Linked DNA regions of Homo sapiens: region 1 is linked to region 2. Evidence: read pairs that join two places in POLR2A ChIA-PET (ENCODE). Cell type or tissue: Caco-2. All regions are shown on one strand. Links, peaks and the distances in the headings refer to the core of each region. The heading gives the core; the rest is flanking DNA. Region 1 overlaps RNF111 (ring finger protein 111). Region 2 overlaps MYO1E (myosin IE).

Evidence for each region. Peaks named below come from ENCODE experiments on the same cell type or tissue, not always from the same donor. Only the 100,000 strongest peaks of a DNase experiment are listed, where the experiment ranks them.
Region 1: POLR2A ChIA-PET joins it to region 2 with 8 read pairs; 2 of 35 experiments call an interaction of 5 or more read pairs at or near these places.

What each region holds. Positions count from the first base shown.
Region 1 is chr15:59,061,711-59,077,018 of GRCh38, forward strand. RNF111 (ring finger protein 111) reads left to right here. Exons shown (of 14, transcript NM_017610.8): 6 at 5,054-5,373; 7 at 14,244-14,505. Among named protein-coding and RNA genes, the nearest start is that of CCNB2, 36 kb to the right of the region's middle. In Caco-2, for the core only: no CTCF peak of the experiment used is centred there; no DNase peak of the experiment used is centred there.
Region 2 is chr15:59,153,246-59,168,553 of GRCh38, forward strand. It overlaps MYO1E (myosin IE), which reads right to left. Exons shown (of 28, transcript NM_004998.4): 23 at 9,912-10,058; 24 at 7,828-7,985; 25 at 5,042-5,134; 26 at 345-546. Among named protein-coding and RNA genes, the nearest start is that of MIR2116, 10 kb to the right of the region's middle. RefSeq lists enhancers at 7,888-8,389, 12,667-12,716. In Caco-2, for the core only: no CTCF peak of the experiment used is centred there; DNase peaks (open chromatin) are centred at 8,166 and 12,653.

The DNA.
Region 1 (15,308 bases), core at 4,429-12,428, 92 kb before region 2:
CTTTAACTGTTATCTTCCTTGTGTCTTCGGCATCTTCTCTGGTTTCATTTCCTTAGTACATGCACATGTACACTTGTTTTTGTCTGTGTACATTTAAGTGTATTTTTGTCACACTAAACTCTTTCCTCTAATGGGCTTCTGACTCCTTTCATAATGAATAAACATGATCTTTTAAAATCTGACAATTGTCTCCTTTTCATAATTCATTTTCTTCCCAGGACTGTGTTCTCATCCCCCCTTTCACTAGCCCATTTCATAACTGTAAGTGTTGTCACCTATCACTAGTATGCTGATGACTCTCTCTTCTGTGTTTTTTGACCACTATATTTGTTTTAAACTTCTTTTTTTTTTTTTTTTTTTCCCCGAGACAGGGTCTTGCTTTGTCACGTAGGCTAGAGTGCAGGCTCACTGCAGCCTCCACTTCCAGGCTTAAGTGATCCTCCTGCATCAGCCCCACAAGTAGCTGGGACTACAGGCACACTCTACCACACCTGGCCAATTTATGTATTTTTTGTAGAGATAGGGTTTTGCCATGTTGCCCAGGCTGGTCTCGAACTCCTGGACTCAGGCAATTCACTTGCCTCAGCTTTCCAAAGTGTTGGGATTACAAGTGTGAGCCACCATGCCCGGCCATTTTAGACTTTCATATCCAATTGCTTCTTGGACATCTCTCCTGGACCGTTCTGCAGTCAGTTCAAACTCAATGTGCCACAAACAGCTCATTATCTGTCTGACCTCTCCATGTGGTCCTTGTGTTATGCCTACATGATATCTTATATATTCATTTGTTTAACACATATTTATTGATGGCACACTATATGTCAGGCACTGTTCTAGGCAGTGGGAACAAAACAGATAAATTTTTGTTCTAACAGAGCTTACCCTCTAGTGGATAGCAATAGCTAACATTTATTGAGCCTATAGTGTTGGCCGGTGGATTTGCCTATAATAACTCTGATTTTTACAGTAACCAGTAAGGCAGATTTTATTACTCTTCTCATTCTACAGGTGAAGTAACATATCCAAGGTTATATGATAGTGGAGCAAGAATTCAAACCTAGGCAGTCTGGCGTGGTACCTCTACTTTTCCCCTTTATGCCAAGATTTCTCAACCTTGGCACTACTATTGACTTTGGGCCAGATAGTTCTTACAGTGGGAGGTGGGGAAAGGCTGTGCTTACAGGATATTTAGCAGCATCCTTGGTTTGTAGCCTCTAAATTCCAGTAACATCACCTCCCTTCCAATTGTAACAACCAAAAATGTCTGCAGGCATTGCCAGATACTGGGGACAGCATTGCTTTATGCTATGCTAGAACCCAGTGTTTCTGTTCTAATACTGGTTGATTTGTATCCTAAATTGTCTCCATGCTTGATGATGAGCTTCCTTAAGGGCCAAAGAGCAAGTGTTTCTCTTCTTGGCGCTTAGCTACATGATTGCATGCTGCTTTTCCCTTGTGAGTTGAAATTAAATATAGAAAGTGCTTATTGAGCCACCTACATTGTGCAAGCATGTTTCTGGTTGCTAGAGATAAAAACAGCAAAAGCAGACCATACCGTAAGTTATGTTAAAGGCCAGGACTTTCATTTTCACCTTTGTATTATCCAGTGCCTTTTGTAGATCTTTTACCACGACTTTATTATGTGTAAGACTGTTGAATGAATGAGTAATTCATGCCTGCCTCTCGATAATCCTGCTAGAGTTACTGAAGGCACTCCTAGGAGGCACTTTAACCAAATTATTGTCCCTGGGTTGTGGAGTTAATTTCCCTAATGCAGGTTCATGATTGTCTCATTTTTAGTGGGCCCTCTATGGGTTAATTTTAATAGAAAAGGAAGTGTTTTATTTACTGAATCATATATCTCTGTATTTCACCTCTAATTTATGACAGTTTTATTTGGGTAGTAACTCTCGAATGAGAGGCTAATTGGTTGTCTTTAGTTTTGGATGCAAGCCTGTTTGAGAAACAAAGAGGTTCTGGACTATATATATTCAAAATGCTCGAAGGCAAAAGAGGACAAGCTGTTTCTGAACAGATACATGTCATATCCATCACTTTAGTGATGGTTACAAACTCATACCCTGACTTTTAGAGTCAACGTAATCCTCAAATAACTTGGTTTGTAAAATTAAAGTGTCAGAGTTGGAAGGAACCATGAAGGTAATTTAGCGTATCCCAGTGAGTGAGCTTAGTATCCCAAAGGTTTTCAACCTTTTTTTCCTGATGCAATACACAATAAATGATATTGACTTGTATAACACTTTTACATAGAGACTAAGATAAAACCCTGAAAATGCTGTAGCAAGTAAAGCTACTGTAATAATGAGTAATTACTATACATATTATAATTTATAGGAAACAGTTACTTAATGTTGGGTTCAGCATAGCCCTAAAAGACTTTTGATCATGGTCAGTTCCTGATATGCTAGTTTTAACACTTGACCAGGTTATTCAACACATTTGGAATACAAGTGAATGAAAGTAACATAATTATAGAACTGACTTTGGAACTGCTATTATTTGTTCTAAAAAGTAAATAATCTGGCCGGGCGTGGTGCCTCACGCCTGTAATCCCAGCACTTTGGGAGGTCGAGGTGGGTGGATCACGAGGTCAGGAGATCGAGACCATCCTGGCTAACATGGTGAAACCCCGTCTCTACTAAAAATACAAAAAAATTAGCCGGGCTTGGTGGCGGGCGCCTGTAGTCCCAGCTACTCGGGAGGCTGAGGCAGGAGAATGGCGTGAACCCGGGAGGCAGAGCTTGCAGTAAGTGGAGATTGCGCCACTGCACTCTAGCCTGGGCGACAGAGCAAGACTTTGTCGCAAAAAAAAAAAAAAAAAAGGAAATAATTTGTCGACTTTGTTTTTTTGTTACAAATTACAATATTTAACATAATTCTAGGGGCAGTTAGAGGTTAGTGTCAGTTTGTATTTTTCTTCCGTCCAAGTTCACAGACGCGTGAATTCTAGTTCCCAGGTTAAGAACCTTTACAAAAGGGTTTGGGAGATTAGCCCCCATAGGCCAGACTAGCAGCTTGGAAAAAACGAATATACAGAAATTTAGATTAGAGCTACTGTGTAACAGAGGTTAGAGCACAGACCTTGAAGAGATGAGAATCCGGAAAGGCAGGATAAGACATGTAAGAGAGGGCAGAGCCAGGAGAATTTTAGGGAAATTTGCTGAATCTTACCAAGCAGAGCCTGAAGCACCCCCCTACCCAGGTTCATTTATGTGAACCCATAATTCCCTTTATTATTTAAGCTGTTTTGGTTGGATTTTTATTTTATTTGTAAACAAGCAGAAGATTCCTAATTGATACATTGACCCAGAAGAGATTAGCTAGGTACTTTGAGCCCCATAGGAGCAGGGTATCCTTACTCTTGGGTACTGTAAAATCAAGGCTAGGACAGTAATGTTCCAGAATTCTAAGGATTCTGAGGAGATGCCTCAGAATCAGAGTAGGGGGTTAAGGATGGCAGCAGGGCGGGGCTTTGGCTTTAGGCTCTTCACTCTTGTAATTTAATCAGAAGCTTCAAGTTTTAAAAATCTCTTTTATATAGTTTCCATATAATATTTAGTTTGAGGAAGCGTTTCTAGGTTTTAAATGAATTTGAAACACTGGGACAGACTTTCAGAGGATACTTTTGCAGTTCTTCTGCCATAGAAGAACATACCTTCAAAATAACTGGGCATGTGGCGGAGAGCATAATCAGGACTCATGTGTTTTATACTGAGAAATTTATCTTTTCTAACAACCATGCAAGGCAATTTTATTACCACATTTTATAGATGAAAAGGAGGTTAAATAACTTCCCTAAGGTCACATTGCTGAAAGAAAGGTCCCAGATTAGAACCCAGATTCATTTGACTCCATGTTTCTTTTCCCACTGTGTGACACTAAGTCATTAGATTACTTTAAAGCACATTTTATTTTCCAAGTATTAGAGTCTAATCATTTCTTACATTCTATTGGTTCTGACTGTAGAGTCCAAAGGAAGGAAAAAAGATAATGGCCCAGACATGGTGGCTCACGCCTGTAATCCAAGTACTTTGGGATGCTGAGGTGGGCGGATCACCTGAGCTCTGGAAGGAGCTTAAGACCAGCCTGGGCAATGTGGCAAAATCTTGTCTCTACAAAAAATACAAAAATTAGCCAGGCGTGGTGGTGTGTGCCTATGGTCCCAGCTACTTAGGAGGCTGAGGCAGGAGAATCTGTTGAGCAAATATATACAATGTATATATTTGTGTTGGTGGATAGTGAGACTTCACCAGATACACTCTGACTTGGCTGGCTGTGTCTTAAGGTGAGATTTTAAGAAGTACATAGCTGCCTGCATTATGTAGGAAGGATTTATGATATTAGGGGTTCATGGAGCTCAGGGGAAGAGCATTTGCTTTGTAGCATGTAGTGGAAGGACTCGTATTTTTAAACTTTTAAAATACAGTTTTACTGGTAATAAATCATTTACTGTGCCATAGGAAAACATGATCTATTGCCATACTTACACATCACAGTAAATATGAGCCTCCTGAAGAATTTAGAGTTTCAGGAAAATCCCAGTGAAGACCACTGCATAAAATCATATGATGTATATGTTAAGAATATGGCACTATCAGCCGGGGTGTGGTGGCTCACGCCTGTAATCCCAGCACTTTGGGAGGCTGAGGCGGGCAGATCACCTGAGGTTGGGAGTTCAAGACCAGCCTGACCAACATGGAGAAACCCCATCTGTACTAAAAATACAAAATAAGCTGGGCGTGGTGGTGCATGCCTGTAATCCCAGCTACTCAGGAGGCTGAGGGAGGAAAATCGCTTGAACCCAGGAGGCGGAGGTTTGGTGAGCCAAGATGGCGCCACTGCACTCCAGCCTGTGCAACAACAGCAAGACTCCATCTCAAAAAAAAAAGAACGTGGCACTATCACATTATTTACAGAGATTTGAAATTACCGAACATTTCTTTAAACATTTATTATTTATACCCCATACCTATTTTTTTACACAGTGATATTTCATGATTTGATTATTCTGTGCATTTTTTTCTGTTTCAAGATGACTCAAGGAGAACTACATCTAGTGCTGTAACGGAAACTGGCCCTCCTGCAATGCCAAGGTTACCTTCCTGCTGTCCCCAGCACTCACCATGTGGAGGGTCGTCACAGAACCACCATGCATTAGGACATCCTCATACAAGTTGCTTTCAGCAGCATGGTCACCATTTTCAACATCATCACCACCACCACCATACTCCCCACCCAGCTGTCCCAGTTTCTCCTTCCTTTAGTGATCCTGCTTGCCCTGTGGAAAGACCTCCACAAGTACAAGCACCTTGTGGAGCAAATAGTAGTTCTGGTACCAGCTATCATGAACAGGTATGTGGAATTTGAGTCAGTCTTTCTTTCCTGCCCCTCTTGTCTCTCTCTCTCTCTCCTTCTCCCTTTTCTCTCTCTTCCTCTTCCTTCATTCCTGTCTCTCTCCCTCCCTCCATTTCTCTCCCTGCTTTCTTCCCTCCCTGCCTCCCTCCGTTTCCTTTTTTTTTTTTTAACTCCCTCCCATTCTTCCTTCCTTTCCTCTCTTCCCCTCCTTCCTTCCCTCTCTTCCCTTTCCTCTTCCCCTTCATTCCTTCCCTCTCCTTTCTCCTTTCCCTTCCCCTTCCCCTTCTTCCTGTTTTAGATGGCTGGAAAACCCAGCATGAGGGAGTAACTACTTGCGTTAAAACCAACCCACCTTTCTTTTTTAATTGTGGTGGCTTTGGGAAGAGGAAAAAACCCCTAGGGATAGATTTTATACACTAAATTAATCACATTCTTACACTCGAAAATGGCCTAATTTAGTGGTCTGTAGTTTCTTTTTAATTAAGTCTCTGGGATTTTTAGATGGACTAAATTATTACAACTAATTGAATGGACCAGGGATGTGGGTAATCAAAACTGATACTTAATCTAAAAATCACTTTTTAAAAAGGCTTTTGATGTTTTTAGTTAAATACAGTTGGATCTGATTTTTGGGATCTTACTTTAAACAAATTGTTGAAACTCTAGTGTCCAGCTAATTCATGAAAAATTGGAAAATTCTCCCAGTTTTCCCCTTTTACCTCCTACTGTAGAGTTCACTATAACCTTCACTCATCTAAAAATAAACAGCCTTCTCATTTGCAGACCTGTAGCATGTTTTCTCAGGGGCAGATGAGGTTTTCAGTTTATGGAGAATCAAAATGTCAGCAAAAAATTATAATTAAGTAAATTAGTTGGTATTATTATTGAGTTCGCAAAATGTCAACTAGTATTAAATTAGTATTGGCAATCACGTGGAGTAAAAGAAGTCAAGCGTTCCATGCTACTTTAACTTTTGTTATGTCACTTCCATGTACGATTATGATATAAGTCTGCGTGTTGCAACTCAGGAGGCTGAGGCAGGAGAATTGCTTGAACCCGGGAGGCTTAGGTTGCAGTGAGCTGAGATCACGCCATTGCACTCCAGCCTGGGCGACAGAGTGAGATGCTGTCTCAAAAAACAACAACAACAACAAAAAACAAAAGATGTAATTTCAGAGAAAAATTGTAATTTTGACATATACTATTCCAGAAAAAAAGTGCTGCAAAAAAAGTCAAAGAGGCTGGCATGGTGGCTCACGCCTGTAATTCCAGCACTTTGGGAGGCCAAGGCAAGTGGATCACCTGAGGTCAGAAGTTCAAGACCAGCCTGGCCAACATGGTGAAATCCCATTTCTACTAAAATACAAAAATTAGCTGGGTGTGATGGTGTGTGCCTGTAGTCCCAGCTACTCGGGAGGCTGAGGCAGGATAATCACTTTAACTTTAGAGGTGGAGGTTGTAGTGAGCCAAGATCGTGCCACTGCACTCCAGCCTGGGCAACAGAGCAAGACTCCGAAGTTCGTTTTTTTTTCTTTTTTTTGAGATGGAGTGTCACTCTTGTTGCCTAGGATTACAGGCATTAAGCCACCGTGCCCGGCCAAGCTACCACTTTTCTATGTCACCCGACCTTTCCTAAAGTACTTGCCTCATCTTTTAAAATTTTGATGGTATGTCTTCTGGGTCTGACAGATTAAAAATAATTAACAAGGGCTGGGCGCGGTGGCTCATGCCTGTATTCCTAGCACTCTGGGAGGCCAAAGTGGGTGGATCACGAGATCAGGAGTTCGAGACCAGCCTGACCAACATGGTGAAACCCCATCTCTACTAAAAATACAAAAATTAGTTGGGTCTGTGGCGCGTGCCTGTAATCCCAGCTGCTCAGGAGACTGAGGCAGGAGAATCGATTGAACGTGGGAGGCGGAGATTGCAGTGAGCTGAGATCATGCCACCACACTCCAGCCTTGGCGACAGAACAAGACTCCGTCTCAAAAAAAAAAAAAAAAAAAAGGAGTTGTATTCTCTTTGAAAATACAGCTGGTCCTATCAAGAGGAAGTTTGAATTGAGTAGAAAATATAATTAAAGAGATTTTAGATGTCATTTCGGTTTTGGTAACATTTCTTGGTATTAATGGATTGTCCAGACCTGTCCTATCTCTTGGGAACGAGGGAGCATCAAGAAGAATTTTCCAGTGGATTGAATGAAAGGATCTGCTTGGAAGTATAACTTTGTTTTGCTGTAAATTTGGTTACATGATGCTTCATAAATATTGTAGGAAAATGGTGAAGAGGTGGGTCTACCAGCTTTTCCTACATTCATTAAAGAGCTGCCAAAAGTCTCATTTACAGAATATTTTGTTATTAATAAAATAATACAGCTAGTTTGAGACATCAATTATGTATACAACTTTTTATTTCAGCTTGAGTCAGTTGTAGGTAGGATCTCTTTTACAGGTCTGTTCAGTGTAAAATAAATATAACTCGTTTACCCACCTGTAAGTATTAGTAGAAGTATTTGGACTGCAAACAAAACTTGAGAAGAATCAGCAGGATCACAGGCATTCAGTGGTGATAATGGATTTGAAGGTAAAGAGAGTGAGATTTTTGAAGACAACAGTTTGAGACTCATGTTGATGTTTGTAGGACTCTAAAATTAACCAAATGCTCATAAAATAGCTTCATATAGTCTTCACTTTAGACCTATTTGGGTACAGCAGAAAGTAGAGGAGCAGAAGAAGCAAACAAAACCTGAGATTTGTGATTTTGTAGATATCTTATGTTTGAGTGCCAGATTGTGCGTAGTCAAATAAAAATTAGACTGGCATACCGAGAAGATGCAGTAGTCATGTAGATAGCCCTCACTGCTTGCTTTGATATGATATGGCTTTCATCCCTACCCACCCCTGCCACACCATCCCCACCCCCCAACCCCACCCCACCTCCTGCTTTTTTTTTTTTTTTTTTTTTTTTTTTTTTAGAGAGGATCTTGCCTTGTTTCTCAGGCTGGCCTTAAACTCCTGGGCTTAAGTAATCCTCCTGCCCCAGACTTCTAATTGGCTGGGACTACAGGCATGTACCACTGTGCCTAGTAGTTTAATTAGTGTGATGCATCATTTATAATCTGTGTAAGCCAATTATTATGTCCCATCACTATACTCATCTTGCTTACCCTTGATTGTCCTTCGGGAATAAGAATTGAATGAACTGGAATTGTGAAGAAGAGGGTTCTCATTACTGTTTTTATTTTCCCTTTATTCTTTAATTTTACCCTCAGTTTCTTCTAGGAATTACTTTACTCTGGGAATGTTCTTAATCACTGACTAGAGATGAAGATAAAATGAAATTTGGTCACCTTCATAAGATGTTGATATTCTAGTCCATTTGCTAATTTTAGTCTAAATAGTAGGGAAAGGATTTGAACCATAAACATAAATTCAGTCTTAAAACATTATTCTTAAACCGTATTTACCTGCATTGAAGACATACATTGTATTTGCCAACTCAATAGAAGAACAGACATATACTTGATTGTACAGCTCAACAGAAGGAGAACAGACATATACTTGATTGTAGATAAATAATACAAAAGAAAGGAGCTCCTCCTTTTCTCTTTCCCAACTTGAGTATCATCACACCCCTTTCCTTTCAGCACCCAGAGTTCCTTTTGTTTCTATTATTCCCCCTAAACCTAGAGCTCACTGAAATTAAAAAGAATGCTGTGGTTCCTCTCGGGACTGTTGGGTGACTTGAGCCTTTGACAAATGCATTACCCTAGGTTTTTTCATCTCCAGCCCCTCAGCTTCCAGTATTGCACAGTTGCTGTATATAATTCCATATATAACATCAGATCTTTATGATCTTTCATCACATTTTGAAAAGTATGGTTCCACTGAACCTAAGCAGTAGGTTTGTATTCAAGAATACGAAGAAGTGGCCGGGCGCGGTGGCTCACGCCTGTCATCCCAGCACTTTGGGAGGCTGAGGCAGGCGGATCATGAAGTCAGGAGATTGAGACCATCCTGGCTAACATGGTGAAACCCTGTCTCTACTAAGTATACAAAAAAAGTAGCCGGGCGTGGTGGTGGGTGCCTGTAGTCCCAGCTACTCGGGAGGCTGAGGCAGGAGAATGGGCCTGAACCCGGGAGGCGGAGCTTGCAGTGAGCCGAGATTGCACCACTGCACTCCAGCCTGGGCAACAGAGCGAGACTCCATCTCAAAAAAAAAAAAAAAAAAAGAATACGAAGAAGTGATTCTTGCCTTTGCTATAGAGTAGAGGTGAAAGTGTTTTGCTTAGGATTTTTCCAGATGCTTTTGGAAGGCAGTGCATAGTGGCTTACGCCTGAAATCCTAGCACCTTGGGAGGCTGAGACGGGTGGATCGCTTGACCGCAAGAGTTCGAGACCACCCTGTGCAACATGGTGAAACCCCGTTTCTAACAAAACGAAACAAAAAAACAAAAATTAGCTGGGCGTGGGGTCTCGTGCCTTTAGTTCTAGCTTCTTGTGGGTGGCTGAGGCAGGAGAATCGCTTGAGCCTAGGAGGTGGAGCTTGCAGTGAGCCAAGATTGTGCCACTGCACTCCAGCCTGGGTAACAGAGATCCTGTCGCAAAAAAAAAAAAAAATAAAGTTTTTGGAGGAAAATATTACTGATGAGTGGAAGTGGAATCTACCCTCTGGTTTATTTCCCAACTTAGTTGATGGGCTTTCCCTAAAATCGTATTCCTAATACAAGCATACCTTGGAGATACTGCAGGTTTGGTTCCAGACAACCACAATAAATACAATAAAGTGAATATTGCAATAAAGCAAGTCACATGAATTTTTTTGTTTCCCAGTACATATAAAATTTAATATTTACACTGTACTAAGTCCACTGCACAGTGACATTATGTTTGAAAAAATGTACATGCTTCAATTTAAAAATACTTCAGTTTAAAAATACCTTATTGTACATGTTTCAGTTTAAAAATAATTCAATTTAAAAATACTTTATTGCTAATACATTTTTTAAAAATGCCAGCAATCCTCTGAGACTTCAGCAAATTGTAAACTTTTTGCTGATGGAGGGTCTTGCCTTAATGTTGGTGGCTATGACTGATGAAAGTGGTGGTACCTAAAGATTGGGGTGGCTGTGGCAATTTCTTGAAGTAAGATAACAATGAAGTTTGCTGCATTGATTGACTGTTACTTTCATGAAAGATTTCTCTGTAGCACATGATGCTGTTTAATGGTGTTTTACCCATAGAACTTCTTTCAGAATTGGAATCAATCCTTTCAAACTTTGCAGCTGCTTTAAGTTTATGTGATGTACTAATGTAATATATTAAGTTGATGTGATATTCTAAATCTTTCGCTGTCATTTCCATCTTTTTTTTTTTTTTTTTTTTTTTGAGACAGCCTCGCTCTGTTGCCCAGGCTGGAGTGCAGTGGCGTGATCTCGGCTCACTGAAAGCTCCACCTCCCAGGTTCATGCCATTCTGCCTCAGCCTCCCAAGTAGCTGGGACTACAGGTGCCCGCCACCACGCCTGGCTAATTTTTTTGTATTTTTTAGTAGAGACGGGGTTTCACCGTGATAGCCACGTTGGTCTCAATCTCCTGACCTCGTGATCTGCCTGCCTCAGCCTCCCAAAGTGCTGGGATTACAGGCGTGAGCCACCACACCCGGCCTGTCATTTCCATCTTTTTCCTAGTATCTTTACCTGGAGAAGATTCTATCTCAAGAAACCACTTTTGCTGCAGTTTTTTGTTTGTTTGTTTGTTTAAATGATGTGTCTGGGGCCCTGCAATTTTTTTATTAAAAAAAAAAAAACAAAACACTTCCAGCTGGGCATGCTGGCTCATGCATTTGCTCCCAACACTTTGTGGGGCTGAGGTGGGAGGAGTTAAAGACCAGTCTGGGCAACATGGCAAGACTCTGTCTCTACAAAAAATCTAAAAATTAGCTGGGTGCAGTGGCACGCGCCTGTGGTCCTAGCTACTTGGGAGGCTGAAGTTGGGAGGATTGCTTGAGCTGGGTAGGTGGAGGCTGCAGTGAGCCACGTTTGTATTACTGCACTCCACTGTAGGCAACACAGTGAGACCTTGTCTCAAAAGTAAATAAAAGAGCCTGGGTGCAGTGGCTGACTTCTGTAATCCCAGCACTTTGTTTGAGAGGCTGAGGCAGGCAGATCACTTGCGGTCAGCAGTTCAAGACCAGCGTGGGCAACATGGTGAAACCTTGTGTCTACTAAAAATACAAAAATACAAAAATTAGGTGCGTGGTGGCATGCACCTGTAATCCCAGCTGCTCGCGAGGCTGAGGTAAGATAATTGCCTGAACCTGGGAGGTGGAAGTTGCAGTGAGCCAAGATTGCACTACTGCACACCAACCTGGGCAATAGAGTGAGACACCATCTCCAAAAAAAAAAAAAATAAATAAACTACTTTCTTTGCTCCTCCGTCAGAAGCAACTCATTCAGCTTTTATCAGGATTTACGGCAATTCAATCACATCTTCAGGTTCCAACTTCTTATTCTAGTTCTCTTGCTGTCTTCACGACATCTGTAGTTACTTCATCCACTGAAGTCTTGAACCCCTCAAAGTGTGCATGAGGCTTGGAATCCACTTCTTCCAAATTATTAATGTTAATATTTTGACTGCCTTCCATGAACCACAAATGTTCTTAATGACATCTAGAATGGTGACTCCTTTCTGGAAGGTTTTCAATTTACTTTTGCCCAGATTGATCAGAGGAATTATTATGGCAGCTATAGCCTTATGAAATGTATTTCTTTAATAGTAAGACTTGAAAGTTGAAATTACTCCTTGATTCATAGTCTGCAGACTGGATGTTGTGTTAGGTATGAAAACATTAATCTACTTATACATCATCAGAGCTCTTTGGTGACTATGTGCATTGTCAAGAAACAGCAATTTTCTTTTTTCTTTTTTGAGAAAAGGTCTCACTTTTGCCAAGCAGTAACATTTTGAAAGGAATATTTTTTTCTTAGTAGTGGGTCTCAACAGTATTCTTAAAATATTCAGTAAACCACGTAAATAGCTGTACTGTCATCTAGGCTTTGTTGTTTGTTAATAGAGCACAGGCAGAATAGATTTAGCATAAATCTTAAGGGCCCTGGGAATTCTGGAATTGCAAATGAGCATTGGATTTTAAGTCACTAGCTACATTAGACCCTAACAAGAATCATCCAGTCCTTGGAAACTTTGAAGCCAGCCATTGACTTCTCTTTGCTATGAAAGTCCTGGATGACATCTTCCAATATTAGGCTGTTTTGTCGACATGGAAAATCTGTTATTCACTGTAGCACTTTCCATAAATGATCTTAGCTGGATTTTCTAGATAACTTACTGTAGCTTCTACATCAGCACTTGCTGCTTCTCCTTGCACTTTTATCTTATAGAGATAGCTTCTTTCCTTCAGTTTCATGAACTAACCTCTGCTATCTTCAGACTTTTCTTCTGCAGCCTCCTTGCCTCCCTCAGCCTTCATAGAATTGAAGAGTTAGGGCCTTGCTCTGGCTTAGGCTTTGGCTTAAGAGAATATTGTAGCTGGTTTGATCTTCCATCTAGATCACTAAAACTTTCTTTAGATCAGCAATAAGGGTGTTTCAGTTTCTTATCATTTGTGTGTTCACTGGAGTGCTTTCAGTTTCTTTCAAGGATTTTTCCTTTGCATTCATGACTTGGCTAACTGGTGCAAGAGGCCTAGCTTTTGGCCTCTCTGGGCTTTTGACATGCCTTCCTCACTAAGCTTAATCATTTCTCGGTTTTGGTTTAAAATGAGAGATGTGCAAATCTTCCTTTCACTTCAATACCAGAGGCCATTAATTGGCCTAATTTCAATGTTGTTGTGTCTCAGGGAATAGGGAGGCCCAAAGAGAGGAGAGCAGGGTAATGGGGAAACATCTGGTCAGGACACACATGTTTATCTGTTAAATTTGTTGTCTTATATGGGCACAGTTCTTGGTGCCTAAAGCAATTATAATAGTAACATCAATGACTACTCATCAAATATCACCATAACAGATAAAATAATAATGAGAAAAATGTAAATATTAAGAGAATTACCAAAATGTGACACAGACACAGAGTTTCCACATGCTGTTGGAAAAATAACTCTGATAGACTTGCTTGACACAGTGTCGCCACAAACCTTCAATTTATTAAAAATAAAACAAAAAACCCCGAACATCTGCAAAGCACTAAATGTGCCTATAAAATGCAATAAATATGCCTATAAAAGGAAGCAGTGCTTTAACTTTTTTTATTCTTATGTTTTTGAACAAGTGAAAGCTTTGAGTGGCAAAGGTAATTCATGATTTAGTCTGAAAAATCTTATGTCCATTGTTATTTTGAATAATGTAGATTTGTTTATTAGCACTTTAATTGAATTCTTGCTTTATACAGTTTGGAACTTGGGGCAGACAAGATTTTTCCTAGAACCTTAATATTTTCAGTAGTGTGATAGTATGTTTTCTCAAGGAGTCCTAAAGTACTAGTCACAATGTTGGGATAAAGGAGAATATAGAAGTATGATTTTTAAAGTTTCTAAGATGTATTTGTTATAAGACAAAAAGATTTTAATATATTAAACTTTTGTTCATCTTGTGATAAAATCTTATGCTTGATTTTTAAAAATTGGTTTAACTGTAAAACCACTACAGTTTTCACAATCCAGGATACACTTGTTATATTCAAGATAACCAAGTATTTTGTTGGTGCTCACTGGTTCTTCATACTAAGAATCTTCCTGGTTTCAAACTAATTTAAAGATTATGTTTTTTTGGTTATATTAGGAATACTTTTATAATATAACATGAAATATTTGACCAAACTTTAGAAAGATAAAATATACTTCCTTTTTATCTAGCAGGCATTGCCAGTGGACCTGAGCAACAGTGGTATCAGAAGTCATGGAAGTGGCAGTTTTCATGGAGCATCTGCATTTGACCCCTGCTGCCCTGTTTCTTCCTCCCGAGCTGCAATCTTTGGCCATCAGGCCGCTGCTGCTGCCCCAAGTCAACCTTTATCATCAATAGATGGCTATGGATCAAGCATGGTTGCGCAGCCCCAGCCCCAGCCCCCTCCACAGCCCTCTCTCTCATCATGTCGACATTACATGCCACCCCCTTGTAAGTATATACTTAGTGGACACAAAATCTAGAGTCATGTCAATGAAGCATTTTGTACTTCCTTATGAAATAACCTTTAATCCCAGTTCTTAAATTTTTAGTATTTACTTGGCTTAAGAGTAGGGTATATTTTTTCCCATGTTAGTATTATGTAATTGAGGTGGATTGAATGGAAGTTTTAAGGAATTTAGATTTGTTCTTTAGTATAGCTGAAGAAATGTGAAAGTTGAGTAGTATTTCTAGGCACAGTAAAGTAAATTTTTAAGAATTCTCAAGCAGTTAGCTGAGACATAACAGCAAGCTTTGGGAGTTGTAAAAGGATTTTTATATTCATTTGATGCAGGCAATTAAAATATAACCATGGTTGGGCATGATGGCTCACTCCTGTAATCCCAGCACTTTGGGAGGCCAAGGCAGGAGGATGGCTTGAGGCCAGGAGTTTGAGACCAGCCTAGGCAACATAGTGAGACCCCGTTTCTATAAAAATAAAATAGAACCAGCCATGCCTTTTCTAAAGAAATTGAAATTCGTTAGATATCACAAGAAATGATAAATACTCTAAGGCTATGTAACATATTTACTATTTTGTTAGATCATAAGCTAATAATGAAATGAAAGCTTAATAAACACTTGGCTGATAAACACCAAAAATTCATGCTGGAAATGAACCAGGAAGTCAGCAAGGAAATTTGTGTTTTGTTTTGATTACATGGCAAGTGGTAATTTTCACTTACATATCTTCTTGGATTTTTTCTTCTACTCCAGTCATTTAAAAAAATCTGCATCGTGCAGACGCAGCTGGA
Region 2 (15,308 bases), core at 4,880-12,879:
AGGCACAGACACAAATCAAAAGATCCATTATTCCTCAACCATGCAAGAAAGCACAAAGAGGTCACAGAGTAACCATATCTGGGGCCAAGGGGAACCCGTCTTCTGATGTTTCCAAGATAAGCCCTCTCTGGAGAATGAAATGAATTGTGTGCTATTAATGTGACTGTACCTTTACAAATAACCAGCCACAGCCCCACAGCCTTGGGTCCTGGCATATAGCACTGAGGTGGAAAACTAAACCTTAGAATCCTGTGTATTGACAGCCCACAGGAATCTCTGAACCCTTGTTTTGAATGATGGAGATGGAGCTTGCCGGCTTCATCCAGAGGATGTGAGAATCTTACCCTGCAGCTCCCTGGTCCGGGACCTTGAGGAAATCCAGGCTCTCTGGCGTCTGTGACACTCGGTCTGAACTGGTAGACTGCTGCCGAGGCAAGGGCGGGCGGGCCATGGAGGTGTACAGGCTTTTCTGATTGGACCTCTGGCTTCCAGGAGCATGGGGATATGGCACATACTGGTTTCTGATGACTCCGTTCTGATGGTATCCTAGAGAGAGGAACAGAGAAGGAAATAAGGCTCAGATTTTTGGATCCTTTGCCAAAAGTCTCTCCACATTTCTTCCATGTACTACAAGGGCAGCTTACTTAACTTCTGAGTCTCAATTTCCGCATTTGAAAAAAATGGAAGGCATCACTGCTAACACATTGTGAGAATTAGAGCTGATTCCCTGTTTTCCCCATCACCGGGCTTTACTGAGGTATAACTGACAAATAAAATTGTATGTATTTAACATGTACAACAATGCATGGTCAACTTCCCGGGATGTGCCCGGAACACAGCGGACACTCAGCACATGCTTGGTGGCAATAGAATCCCCAGATTTCCTGGGGTTCAAAGCCCACAGTAAGGTAAGCTTACAGCCGGCTGGGAGACACCTTCTTGGGCCTAAGAAAAATTATGAGATTATGACTCAAGAGGGCTGACAGGCAGCTGCTTAAACAGCTGGACATCCATTTTCGAGGGGTCAATCTTGGGCATCCACGGCAGGAGCCTGCTGTGTGAGGCAGAGGGGGTGCTCTACACAGGCAAGGGAAAAGTGGCCACCCAGTTGGATCAGTCCGGATGGAGCAAGCTCTCTCAGCCAAACAGCGATGTCTAGTTAAAATCGCATTAGCCAATAAGTAATGGGTTACAGTGGCAGGCTCCAAACCATGCGTCTTGGCAGACTCGGGCATTAGCATTCCATGCTACGTATGAAGAGGCCCTTATTCATTCTCCCACTGACAGATCTGGGCTGAGTGGAGAAAGAGAACAAGACTCTTCAAGGCCCACTTTGGTGAACCCTACCTAAAGACCTCTTCCAACCAAATTAAGAGAACTCTTTGGTACCAGTGGGATGACCCTTAGGAAAGGATTAGGGGTTCAGTTCTGGCTCTGCCTCTGAGAGCTATACTGATCATGAGCAAGAGAGTTGATCTTTCATAGTCTCAGTTCTTCATGAAAGAACCACGAGATAGGTCCAGAATCTGCTTGGTGGCTTCCAGCTCCGACAAGCATTTTCTCTATATCCTTATTATTGCAGAAATATTTCATGCCCAGTAATAATAGGTGGAATTCTTACTTTGAACCACGGTTTTATCAGGGTGGAGCTTTCAAGAGGGTGGCTCCTCATCCAGCCATGTCTCTAGCAATTTCCTCCCACAGGCCGTCAGACCAGATCAGAACTAGACATTTGGGGCAAACAGCTGCTCTTCATCTTACCTCATTCCCTCAGTGAGTGAGAGCTGAATGGGCTCCCACAGGGTCTGGGGATGGGGAGGGTAGAAGGACCCTGCTTGCTGCCTAGGGTCCCAACAAAAGGAGAGGGGCATCTTAGGAGTGTGACATGCCCTCGGGATGTCACATGGCCAGTGATAAAAGTGGGGTCCCCACAGGGGCTGCTCCACATGCTGCTCGAGATCCCCTTGTCCACGATAAGGTCAGAAATGAAGAGTAAGCATTTAGAAACGTTCATGGCAGTTTGACAGATCTATTTCATGCCTGTTGCATCTTATAATAAGACATTTTGGCTTATATTTTATATGTTTTGAAAATTCCATTCTTCTACTAATTCATTTTTATTGTAACATACAAATACATGGTTTGTGACGGACTGGAAATTTTTTAAAACCCCCTGAAAACTCCTGGTCTTTCACCACAGACAGTTTGAGAAGTGCTGGTCAAATGGATCTGGTCCCATTGTCTCATTTTTTTGATGAAGGAACTGTCATTTAGAGAGTTGGGGAGCCCTGCTCAAGGTCGGAAACTTTGTGGCCTGATTTGATCTGAGGCTACTTTGGCCAACCTAGCTGAGGCCAGTGAGCTTTCCAGGTGGACTTGGCCAGAATTCTCCACTGGAACCAGCGCACACGCAGTAATATGATACTACAGTGCTTCTCTTAAGTTCCTTTGTGCTTGGATTTTCTTCAAAGAAGAAAGGAGGAGACAGAGCCGGGTCAAGGCAGGATGGGGACTCCAAAAGAGATGAGAATTAGTTTCTCACTGCTGGGCCCCAGTGTCCATACTTTAGCATGCAATGGTGAGATTCCAGAGACTAAAGAAATGCCCTTTTCTGGGGGGAAGGTGGGGGTGGATGGGGAGGGGAGACAGACTCTCACTCAGTTACCCAGGCTGGAGTACAGTAGTGCAATCTCAGATCACAGCAACCTCTGCCTCCCCGGCTCAAATAATCTTCATGTCTCAGCCTTGTGAGTAGCTGGAATCACTGGTGCATGCCACCACGCCCAGCTAATCTTGAGACAGGGTCTCACTCTGTTACTCAGGCTGGAGTGCAGTGGCATGATCATAGCCACCTCAGCCTCCCACTTCAGCCTCCTGAGTAGCTGGGATTCCAGGCATGTGCCACCATGTCCAGCTAATTTTTATTTTTTAATTTATTTTATTATTTATTTATTTTTGAGCCAGAGTGTTGCTCTGTCACCCAGGCTAGAGTGCAGTGGTGTGATCTCAGCTCACTGCAATCTCCACCTCCCGGGTTCAAGCAATTCTCGTGCCTCATCCTCCCCAGTAGCTGGGATTACAGGTGTGCACCACCATGCCTGGCTAATTTTTGTATTTTTAGTAGAGACAGGGTTTTGTCATGTTGGCTAGGCTGGTCTCAAACTCCTGGCCTCAAGTGATCTGCTCGTCTTGGTCTCCCAAAGTGCTGGGATTATAGGCATGAGCCACTGCGCCTGGCTGCAGCTAATTTTTAAGAACATTTTTGTAGAGATGGGGTTTTGCTGTGTTGCCCAGGCTGGGCTCTAACTTCCGGTCTCAAGCAAGTCTCCTGCCTTGGTCTCCCAAAGTGTTGGGATTACAGGCGTAAGCCACCATGACCAGCCTCAAGAAATGCTTTTTACTCCTTATCTTGGACATTGGTACAAATAGAATTCTCTTGGCTGGGAAGACTGGAATCAAATACAGTCTCAAAATGACCCTATCAGACTTAGAATTCTAAACTGCTTAATACCAAACACTCTGGGAGTAATTTTTTATGAACTGAATTTTGTGAGTGATGGAAAAACATTAAAAGATTTTATGTATTTTTGCAAGCATTCTGCAAACACTACACAGATTTTTAGAGACAGAAAATCTTAGATTCAGGTTTAGAGTGTCTGGATATGTCAGTTATATTTTTACTATTAAAAATGAGAGGCCAGGTGCAGTGGCTCACACTTTCAATCCCAACACTTTGGGAGGCCAAGGTGGGATGACTGCTTGAACCTAGGAGTTCAAGACCAGCCTGGGCAACACAGTGAGACTCCGTGTCTACAAAGAGTAAAAAAAAAAAGAGCCAGGTGTGGTGGTGCGTGCCTGTAGTCCCAGCTACTCAAGGGGCTGAGGTGGGAGGATCACTTGATCCAGGGAGGCTGAGGCTGCAGTGAGCTATGATGGCACCACTGCACTCCAGTTGGGCAACTGAGACCCCATCCCAAAAAAAGAAGAGATAAATATGAAATATGAGCATAAATTTTATAACAATTTTGTAATACTCTCAGATATTACTTTGTTTTTTTGAACAGGCCTCCTGAATCCTAATCTCAGAAAATAAATAGAAAACAGATTTCTTCTATTCAGTCATTAAGCTGCTATAACTTACAAAATAGTAGCCCCCTCCCCTCCTTATCCATGATTTTGCTTTCCACTGTTTCAGTTACCCATGGTCAACTGTGGCCTGGAAATATTAAATTAAAGTTCCAGGAATGAACAATTCCTAAGGCTTAGGTTGTGTGCCATCTCACCCTGTCCCGCCAGGACACGAATCGTCCCTTTGCCCAGCCTATCCATGCTGTGTGTGCTACCCCATCATCAGTCACTAAGCAGCCATCTTGTTATTCATAATGGCCCCAGGAAGCTGGCAATTTGGGTATGCCAAAGAGAAGCCATTAAGCGCTTCCTTTAAGTGAAAGCGCTTCCTTTAAGTAAATTCAGTAACAATATATCTTCTATCTGTAACACTGTGAAGACAGAAAAAAATTTCTGCTGGTTTTGTGGAAAACTCAAACTGGAAAAGTATAGATAGGTTTTGGTAATATCTGCATTTTCAAGCCCCCACTGGGCGTCTTGGAATGCATCCCCCGAGGATAAGGGGGTGCTGCTGTAGTGGTATTTGGCCGGAGCTGGGTAGTGGTGGTGGGGTTAGACCTGTAAACTCCTATTTCCATAAAGCAGCATCCTGTGTCTTAAAAGCTGACAACAGTCTGGTTGTTACGGACAAGGAACTCCTTTCTCTCTGTCAGAAGCCTTTCCTAAGGGAGTAATATTTCGAGGTAATGAAATCCAGATTGCAAACTCAGCCGCAGTTCAGTCTCACTGACTCCTATTTTTCTGAATTTTGAGGTCTCAAGTAGGGCTGCTGTGTTGTACATGTGGCACTGAAATGGTCCATGCCTGGTTAATATGTGTGCATTGATTTGCTAATGGGTTTCTTCCCAAACATATTTTATAAGTTATGGGTCCAGATTTAGTGGTCCCAGACTACGGTACGTAGCTGGCTTACCTGGGGGAGGAGGGGCAGCTCTCACTGGGTAGTTGGCATTTTGAGTCCCACTGGAATAACCTGTATTTTGGGTAGTGTTCCTTCTGGTAGGACCTGAAATAAACAAGACAAAGTTAAAACCAGTGCTACTGGTTGGTTTTATGGATCCTCATGGTTCTTTGCATATGGAAAATTTTTGAGAAGCTTGGATTCCAGCTCTCAGGTGGATCTGCAGGAGAACAGTTGCAGTGGAGAAGGAGCCGTTGAGGGAAGTATGTAATGGTAGCTATTGGGTGGGAGGGGCTGGAGGACAGGGTTATAGAGGTACAGTTTTGAAATGTTAGAGACAGTGGTTCTTAAAGAAGGATTGGTCATCTTACAAAGGTGTTTCTATTTTTACAGACTTTTAAAAGAGACAGATGGAACATTTAAACATTTGCATTCATGTTCTAAATGCTAAGTGGCTGAGCAGGTTCACTAATGCTGCGGATCAACGGGGTTGGCATGAAGCCCGTTCTGGCACTGACTGCACACCTGCCTACGTCAAGCGCCTTGCACGCAAGAGTGTGTGTTCTACGGTCCTTGAACTAAACACAGACCACAAGGAGGAGAAGCAGACTTGTACCCTTGACACAGACATGAAGGAATGAGGAACAAGCTGGGGCCAAAGGAACACACTGTGGGTCACAGTCAGGGCTGGACAGCAGGGCCAGAGGAGCCAGAGGAGATCTCTGCAGAGACATCTATGTGGGGAAGAAAAACAATAGGGTCTTGAATGGAACAGGAAGGAAGGTAGGATTAAACCAGCTGGAAGAGGGGTGCAGAGGGAATTTCTTATAAAGAGAAGAGCTGAAGAATAGAGAAGGGTAGGAGGTGACAAGGTGCACAGTGCAAACACAGCAAAGGAGCTGCAGCTCTAGGGCCTGGGAGAACCGACCACGTGGGATCGGGGCAAACCCAGTGTGGCCTGCTGGACGCTTCCCTCCCAGTACCTAGGCCACTCTCGCCACCCCAAATAAGATAGAATCCAACACCTATTGGGCAATTTCCCCTCGGGGGCCCGCCGCACAAACATAGCCTGCTGGTTATTTGCAGCCTTTCTTTGCCCGGCTCTGTGCCCTGGGGTCTGAGTCCTGTGGACAGCCAGGCCTCTGCCTTCCAGTGGGGTGAGGCCTATAGGCCAGGCCAACAGGAGGCACTGGAAGGAGACTGGAGTGTCAGGAGGGAGGTGGGGGACTTCATGTGCCTCCTTCCTGACTGTAGCCTTCAGTTCACCTCGTTCCTCCCTCTGCTGCTTCAGGTTTGCGGATAATAATGATTTCCTGCCACTCCCTTTCCCTGGGTCCCTACTTTGTTCCCTAAACCCCGTCCACATCTTTTCACTGAAAAATCGCTTCAGAAATCCCTCCAAAAGTTGCTGTCTGTTTTCTGCAAGTACTAACGGATACACAGACATACATCAACATTTTCTGAGTGGCTCTACATATATAAAGATATGATGGCATTTGCTGGTATTGTATTAATATGTTAGAGAACATGTTAAGGTGTACCTTTGCAGACAGATTTGAGAAATGGCTAATTAATTAATTAATTTTTGAGATGGAGTTTCGCTCTTGTTGCCCAGGCTGGTGTGCAATGGCGCGATCTCAGCTCACTGCAACCTCCACCTCCTGGGTTCAAGCAATTCTCCTGCCTCAGCCTCCCAAGTAGCTGGGACTACAGGCATACGCCACAACACCTGGCTAGTTTTTTGTATTTAGTAGAGACTGGGTGTTGGTCAGGCTGGTCTCAAACTCCTGACCTCAGGTAGTCCGCCTGCCTCGGCCTCCCAAAGTGCAGGGATTATAGGCATGAGCCACCGTGCCTGGCCTAGAAACAGTTATTTTATATAAGGCATCTTCATGTGTGTGATCACACACAGGCTAAATCTTAGAACAATATCACAGTATATGCATACATAGCATGTATGATTATTCTATGCTGTGTGCTATAGATATAAGTTTATAAATATCAATTATAAATACAAAAATAAAGGCCAGGGAAGGAGTTAGACTGGGGTTTGAGGTAGTGCGTGTGTGTGTGTGTGTGTGTGTGTGTGTGTGTGTGTGTGTGTGTATGGTGTTTTATTTCTTTTTCATCTTCTTTTTTTTAATGAGGCAGGGTCTTGCTCTGTCACCTAGGCTGGGGTGCAGTGGCACCCCAGTAAAGATCATGATTTACTGCAGCCTTGACCTCCCAGGCTCAAGCCATCCTCCCACCTCAGCCTCCGGAGTGGCTGGGACTACAGGCATGCACCACCATGCCTGGCTAATTTTTACATTTTTATTTTTGTGTGTGGAGACAGGGTTTTGCCATGTTACTCAGGCTGGTCTGGAACTCTTGGGTTCAAGCGATCGTCCGGCCTTGGCCTCCCAAGGTGCTGGGATTATAGGTGTGAGCCACCACGCCGGGCCCAGTCAATTTCTTTAAAGGTGGCATAGAGGATGATGTTGGTATTGTGGACAAGATCTGACTGGAAAGGGAGGGGAAATTTGAAGCTAACAAACTTTGATTTGTTTTAACCACAATATTGTAATGCCAGGTGTACTGATACATAAGTACTAAGTCCCTCAGAAACTTTTAACCTGCTCATTTTCCTTGCTGTTGCTTTAGTTTGAAATGTTCCATTCTGAAGAAAGCGTGAGCCCCAGCAAGCAGAAGGTGTACTGATTCTCAGCCCCCACATCTGTGCACATGTTTGCAGCATTTGCTCGGGAGACTCGGGGGAGCGGCGGCAGTTCTGCCTGCAGGGCCCGTGGAGCACTTACGGGAGTTCTTGGGCAGTCCAGGTCCGATGCTGACCTGCAGCACTTTGTTACTGGGCTTGAGGACAGCCAGGTCCCCAAACCCTTGGTGGAACTGCACTTGCCGGGAGCCCCCTGCACTCCAGGGGCCCCAGTTTTCCTTTTTCAACTTCAGTTCAAGCCTGCAAAAAGCACAGTGGGGTTAACAGGTCGAAGGACGCAGTGAGAAAACGGTGCTCAGAGATCCCGCCACGGAGTTCTGCTGCTGGAAAAGCATAAACATGAGGCGAGAACGGACAATCTACACCAGGAGCAGGGCCCTGAGGATGCGCACCGCATCCATGGGGTGGCACTGTCGCTGCATGACAATGAGCCAGAAAAAGGAGCATCTGGGGCCCGGTACCGTGAGACACCAGGTGGTGAGGGAGGTACATCTGGCTAATGTGCCAGTGCCACTCTGTCAGGTGGTCTCAGAGGCGCCTGCTGAGGGGACAGAGGAAAGAGACAATTTCCAGGTCATACCGCTGTGCTGTCATTGTGCTTCCAGCTGTTGTCCCTGATTCTGTGCTTGTGGAGGACTGAGAGATGCCAGACACAGGCCAGCTTGAGGACTCTAGCATAGAACCTGGCTTTGTTTAGTCCTGTACTATTCTTGCACCATCACAGCCCACCCAGGGATGGAAAAAGACACACACTAGCAACCAAAATCCAAATAGAAGGCAGGATTTACCTGCAATTCCCAAACTCCCCATCCAGTTTTAATGCTTCTATATTGCATATATGCCTGTATTATGCAATCCTTATTCTGTTTTTAAGTTATATTTTCTGATATCATAAGAAGGAAAAATCATAATTTTAAGTAGCTGCCTATTATAAGTTTCCCTCATCATGATATAAAGGCTTTGTCTTGGCCTTATTTTTGTAGCTAGGAAAAGATGGAGGATATTCCCATTTTATAGATGGGGAAATTTAAAAAGAAAAGCTAAATAACTTTCTTTCTGTGTTTTAGACAGGGTCTTGCTCTGTTGCCCAGGCTGGCGTGCAGTGGTGCGGTCTCAGCTCACTGCAACCTCTGCCTCCTGGGCTCAAGTATCCTCCCACCTCAGCCTCCCGAGTAGCTGGGACTACAGGCATGCACCACCATACTCGGCTAATTTTTTTTTTATTTTTTACTTTTTGTAGAGATGTGGTCTTACTATATTGCCCAGACTAGCTAAATAACTCTTACTCAGCAAATATGAGATTAGAGGGTCAACAGTATGCCAGCCAGTACCTGGTCCATTAGATCATGTTGCCAAAAGAAATGAAGGTGAGGCTGGGCATGGTGGCTCAAGCCTGTGATCCCAGCACTTTGGGACGCCGAGGCGGGTGGATCACTTGAGGTTAGGAGTTCAAGACCAGCCTGGCCAACATGGTGAAACCCCGTATCTACTAAAAATAAGAAAACATTAGCTGGGTGTGGTGGTGAGCACTTGTAATCCTAGCTACTCAGGAGGCTGAGGCAGGAGAATTGCTTGAACCTGGGAGGCAGAGGTTGCAGTGAGCCAAGGTCGCACCACTGTACGCCAGCCTGGGCAACAGAACGAGACGCCATCTCAAGAAAAAAAAAAGAAAAAAAAAAAAAAAGAAAGAAAGGTGAACCACCTACACAATACGTTGGCCACCTATAGTCCTCAAGCCCCCGGAGGCTCTACCAATAAACAGGTTTTATTATGCATTGGTTTGGGGAATTTAAACCCCCACCTCTGTCACTTTTATCTGCTTCCAGTGTGATTCTACTCCTGTCTGCTCTCCTAAATTAAAAAAACCCTTTTTTGGGTGATACATAAAAATCTGCCTTTGTCTGCCTCATTCAGGTGATTTTTGTCTAAATGATAAAATACACTAGTCTATGAAGTCATTATTTCACAGAAATGCAAAAGTAACCTTTTCAAAGTCTGTGACTACTATCCAGACTGTCTTCTGCAGGCTCTAAGGTTCCACTGGGGCCAGCCAGACCCCACTCTTCTCCTCGCAGGCCTCCTCCAGCCCCATCCTGAATCGCAGGGGTGCGATCAAGACCCCTTTTTAGCTACACGCAGAAGTCTGGGTCCCAGATCCGGACTTACGTATTGCTGAATTTCAGAGGTAGTTGCTTCTGGGTCTTCTCCTCGTAACGCTTTGCTAAGAGGCTTAGGAATTCAGTTTTGAAGACAGATTCAAGCAAACTGTCATACTCTTGCTCATGGAGAATAAAAATGTCATCCTGCATAGTACTGTAAAGAGATTGGACAAACACACTTGGTGAAAGCTGTGCTTCTGTTTACTCTATTGTTTTTTTTTTCTTCCATTTTAAAAATCCTGCAAGATAGTGCTAAGATTTTACAGTCTTTCTTTCTATAAGTAATAATCTTTCAAACAAAACCAACAACAATGAATTACATAATGAAATTGCTGAAATCTGCTTTCAAAGAAGGTTTATAGTCCAACAAAAGCATGATCAAAGTACTTTTTCCACATGATTTTTACAATCAGGAACTTAAGGACAATTTAGCCCATATTAAAAAAAAATCCATTTTCAAGTCCAACTTGTGTTTTTAAGATCATAAAAATCCAGAAAGTTATGAATAGAATGCAGTTGAAAAGGGATGACTCTACATTTAAGTTCCAAGTTAGTATAATTTATGATATGGTTATAGCTATTGTAGTAAATTTGAACTTGAAGAATCATAAGCTCGGTTCTCAAGAGGGAAGCCAATATCCTGGACTTCAAGGTACTTATTAAGAACCTTCTGGCAAACAGTGCTCTGTGGACACTGTAGGCCAGGAGCTACTAGAACGTACAGACACATCCAAGTTCAGAAATGCGAAGGCCAGAATGGACAAACAGCAAACAAGCAAAAATCATCACCTTCAAGCTAATGAATTTTGTCAGACAAGGAAAGAACACACCTTTGCGGGAACTGCATGTTTGGACAGGGTGGGATTGTGGAGAAATTTATGCCTGGAGGGGAGCAGGTGTTACAAGCTATAGGGTGATGGCAGAGAGACGCTGAGGCAGACCCAGCTCCGAGGAAACGCTTGCTGGTCAGGGGAGGTTGATGAGACAAAGTTCCATCTTCAAGCCTGGCTAGGCTTGGTAGAAAGCAACAACATGTATGTAATTGAGAATTTGCATTCCCTGTTAGATTTATCACTCAGGTGAATGGGGCCACCACCCCAAAGACTATAATATATAAGTTTACGAGTATCTCCAAGTACCACTGCCAAATACCAAAGACAACCCTTTGAAGAATGAGATTTCGTTAGGGATTGTAAGCATTTTCCCAGGCATTAGAAACAAATTAGGCAAACCTGCTTCAGTGAATTGACCATGGTAACATTTTATTCTCTCCAAGTGCCACAGACACGGTTCTTTGTATATCCAGAGCCCTGCAGCATCACTCAGGAGCTCTGCTCTGCTCTCAGAGCACCTGGTGTCACTGCACCAGTGGGATTACTGTGGCTGTGACAAAGCCAGATGATGAGGCAAGGGGATCACAAGAGGACTGAGCTGTGGAGAATCTTTGAGACCCTGGATCCTTCTTCCATGTAAAATCTGATCCATTTAGAAGGAAACTCCTGTGGTATCCCTGTTCAGCCCCATTCACAGGTCAAGGTAGGGGTTGGGCCCTTCTTGGAATGACAGGGCTCCCTTGGGCAGAGAATCTTGGGGGACTATCTCAGGCTTGTCAGGAACCTTCTCTCCAGACTGAGACAGGGAGCTAGTGACCCAGAGGTGATGGAGCCAGTAGCTGTAGCCACAGCCTCTACCTTGGTCTGATGTTGAAACTCATTCACCAATGTGCTAGTATTAAGAAGTGTGGCCTTAAGGAGGTGATTAAGTTACAAGGAAGAGGTCCTCATGAATTGGATTAGTGACCTTACAGAAGAGGTATGACAGAGTGGTTTGCCCTTTCTGTCATTCTCCCATGTGAGGACACAACAAGAGGCGCCATCTATAAAGAAAAGACTGGGCCTTCACCAGACACCACATCTGCCTGCACCTTGACCTTGGACTTCCCGGTCTCTAGAACTGTAAAAATTAAATTCTTACTGTTTACATATTACCCACTTTCAGTCCTCCTACAGGAAAGGGGCTTGGTAATCCACAGGAGAAAAAGAGGTCGAAGGAACCACAGCACAATTGGATAGGAAGGCGTAGAATGGCAGTACGCGCAAACCATGGGGGTGGGGCGGGGCGGTGAATGGAGTTCACTGGAAGCAAGAGGCCAGTGTCAGGGGAAAGGAGCTTGGTCCTTTCATGGCCAGCTTACTGAAGAGCAGCCAAAGAGTTTCCCTTGGACGTAAAGTCAGAACCCTTTACAGTGTTTTTTGGACAAATAATAGCCATTTGGGTGGAACACTTGGTCATTATCATTACCTCAGATGTTTGTTTTCAGACATCCACACATCATAGCCATGCTTCTTGCCCACTCCTGTGATAGTTGGGATCAAGGATAAACCCTGACAAGCAGTGGTTTAAACAATAGACGGTTTTCATCTCCGTCACTCAACAGCTCATGCAAAGGCAATTCAGGGCCAACGTGCCAGTTCCATAGTGCCTGGGAACAAACACCTCCTACTTACCTTTAAAGGTACAGCCAGCAATCTAAAACCCCAAAAAGCACTTATGAAAAGCTGCTCAAAAGAGCTCTTCCAAGTCATTTTGAATTAATAAAGTCTAAGCCTCCTGGCACCCTAGCCCAGGTGTAAGAACCCGGCTGCATTAGGTAGAGTGCATGCAAAAGACCAGAGTAAAACAAGAAGCTCCACTTTTTGGCCTTTGGGGTGAGGAATGAAACGCCTTCCTGTTTTGGTTGTTTGCTCAAAGCTTTCTTTGGCATGTCTGGTCATGCCTGGTGGCCTGGCTGAACTGTGGCAGGATGGTGATTATTCAACAGGGCTAAATGAGCCCAACACAAGTCACCTTGAGTGGTTTAATGGGCTTAGATTTATTAGGAGTTTCATTACTATTATAACGAAAAAAGCAAGCAGGCCAAAACTTCAAGGTCAATTATCAGCATGAATCTAGAAATGAGAAGAGATGTGTTTGGACACTTTGACTTTAACCAACAACTCCAAAATCCCCTCCCTTCAATGATCCAGGCATTGGAGCTAGGCAGACCACCTTCACCCAGGCCAGGGTCTCAGCTCATTCTGCTCTCCTTAGCCCACGCTCCTGAACCTGAAAACAAAGCTTTCGTGTTTATTTATTCTAAAAAGTCAGACTTATCTTTGGACTTCACCCCTGACTTATTCCTATGCTGCAATTCCTTACAGATGTTTGACGCTGTAAGCTGTGTTGAAAGACCTCTTCCTAGTCTCTGGTTTGGATCTGCCCTTGTTTTTTTATTCCTCTGTCTTTGCGGCTTACTGTTGTATTGCTGAAAACACTAGAAAATCTGTTTTACTCTCTTCACCAATATATCTTTTCACAGAAATGTTAGTTACAAAACACCAAGGAAAGTCCTGAAGGAGTTTTGTTTTTTTTTTTTAAAGCTGAAAAGGCAATTTCCAAGGATAGCCCTGCCTTTATTTAAGCTTTTATAAAAGTCTTTCCTGATTATGAAATATATGCTGCTTTTAGGAAACTGGAAGATACGGAGGCGAATCAAGAAGAAAATAAACCTTGCCCAGAATTCTACCACTCAGAGAAACCAGTGGCACCAGTTTCAGAACCTTCTTAACTTCTCTGAGAAAGCCCGGACGCAGATGCAGGCCTCAGCAGTGACGTGTCCAGCTCAAAGAAGCTTCACCTGACCCGCAGATGCAAAGACCCACTCTCCTCTCTTGTGTCCCAGGAATATCCTTTAAATCACGCTGGGAACACTTATAGTAAGGCACATGTTTACTCAGCTGTCTGTTCCCCCTTCCAGAATGAGAGGAGCTTCCTGAGGCAGTGACTGTGCCTCATCCACCTTCGAATACCAGGGCTCAGCACCAGGTAGGTGCTCAATCCCATGATGTTGACAACTTCCAGGTTCCCAATGCTTACAGACCATAGCAAGTCAAGATGCCAGTAATGCTTCAGGTCAGCAGGACAGGCAGTGAAGCGGGCTGTTTTTATTGCCAGAAAGTTTAGGGGATTCAGGCAAGGAGACATTCTGGGCAAGAATGTTGTGACCAGGGAGCTGGAGCCTCTGTCTAAAAGCACCGTCTTACGGGTTGTTTTTCCAATTGGAGATAAGTACTGGAAAATCTATTAACCCAGACAGACAGCCACACAACTTTTGGTCTCATCCTTCTGGTGATCAGCCACCAGAATGAGAAGAAAAATGAGAAGCCTCATCAGAGACCCCCAAATAAGAGCTTCCATGGCACCGAACTCAACACCTACAATAGCAAAGCCAAGAACATGGGTCATTACACCTGTGGTCACCCTTCCTGCAATTGAGTTTTTCAAATAAGAGTGGGGCCAGGCCAGTACTTGAACAAGAAGCAACTCTGGGAGGATCCTTCAAAAACCCAGGCATGGCCTTCTGCCAGCAGCCACCATACACTCAGAAATCCCGTGTCTCAACTCTGTATTGGTGTGTCACCTCCTGACACTCTTCCCGAGTCTCCAATGAAGCCAGAAATGCAAGCGTCAGTGTTTCACTTTAATTTTTATTTATTTATTTATTTTGAGACGGAGTCTCGCTCTGTTGCCCAGGCTGGAGTGCAGTGGTGTGATCTTGGCTCACTGCACCCTCCGCCTCCTGGGCTCAAGCGATTCTCCTGCCGCAGCCTCCTAAGTAGCTGGGATTACAGGCACACACCACCATGCTCAACTAATTTTTTTGTATTTTTAGTAGAGAGGGGGTTTCATCATGTTGGCCAGGCTGGTCTTGAACGCCTGACCTCAAGCAATCGGCTCGCCTCGGCCTCCCAAAGTGCTGGGATTACAGGTGTGAGCCACCACACCCAGCCTAATTTTTATTTAAATAAGGATTTTTCCTGATCAAATTATCCTGGAGTCCCTTTGACAAACTATTGTCTTAATATCTCTCTGAGCTATTGGCCCTATTTCTACCTGTTGGGATCCTATTTTTTCTTGTAAATGAAAACTTCAAAAAAATTTTTAACCGTAACTCAACTAGACATATATCTGTATGTTTAGAAAAGATAAAGACTTCTAAAAATTTAACATCTACTGGAGGATTAGAAAAACATTTTATTATGGAAAATTCTAAATTGTAAACAAGTAGGATAGTAGGGCCAGGTGCAGTGGCTCATGCCTGTAATCCTAGCACTTTGGGAGGCGAGGTGGGTAGATCCCATGAGCCCAGGAATTGGAGACCAGCCTGGGTAACATGGGGAAACCGTGTCTCTACAAAAAATACAAAAATTAGCCAGAAGTGGGGGTACATGCCTGTAGTCTCAGATACTTAGGGGGCTGAGGTGGGAGGATTGCTTGAACCTGGAGGGCGAGGCTGCAGTGAGCCGAGATTGCGCCACTGCACTCCAGCCTGGGTGGCAAAGTGAGACCCCGTCTCAAAAAAATA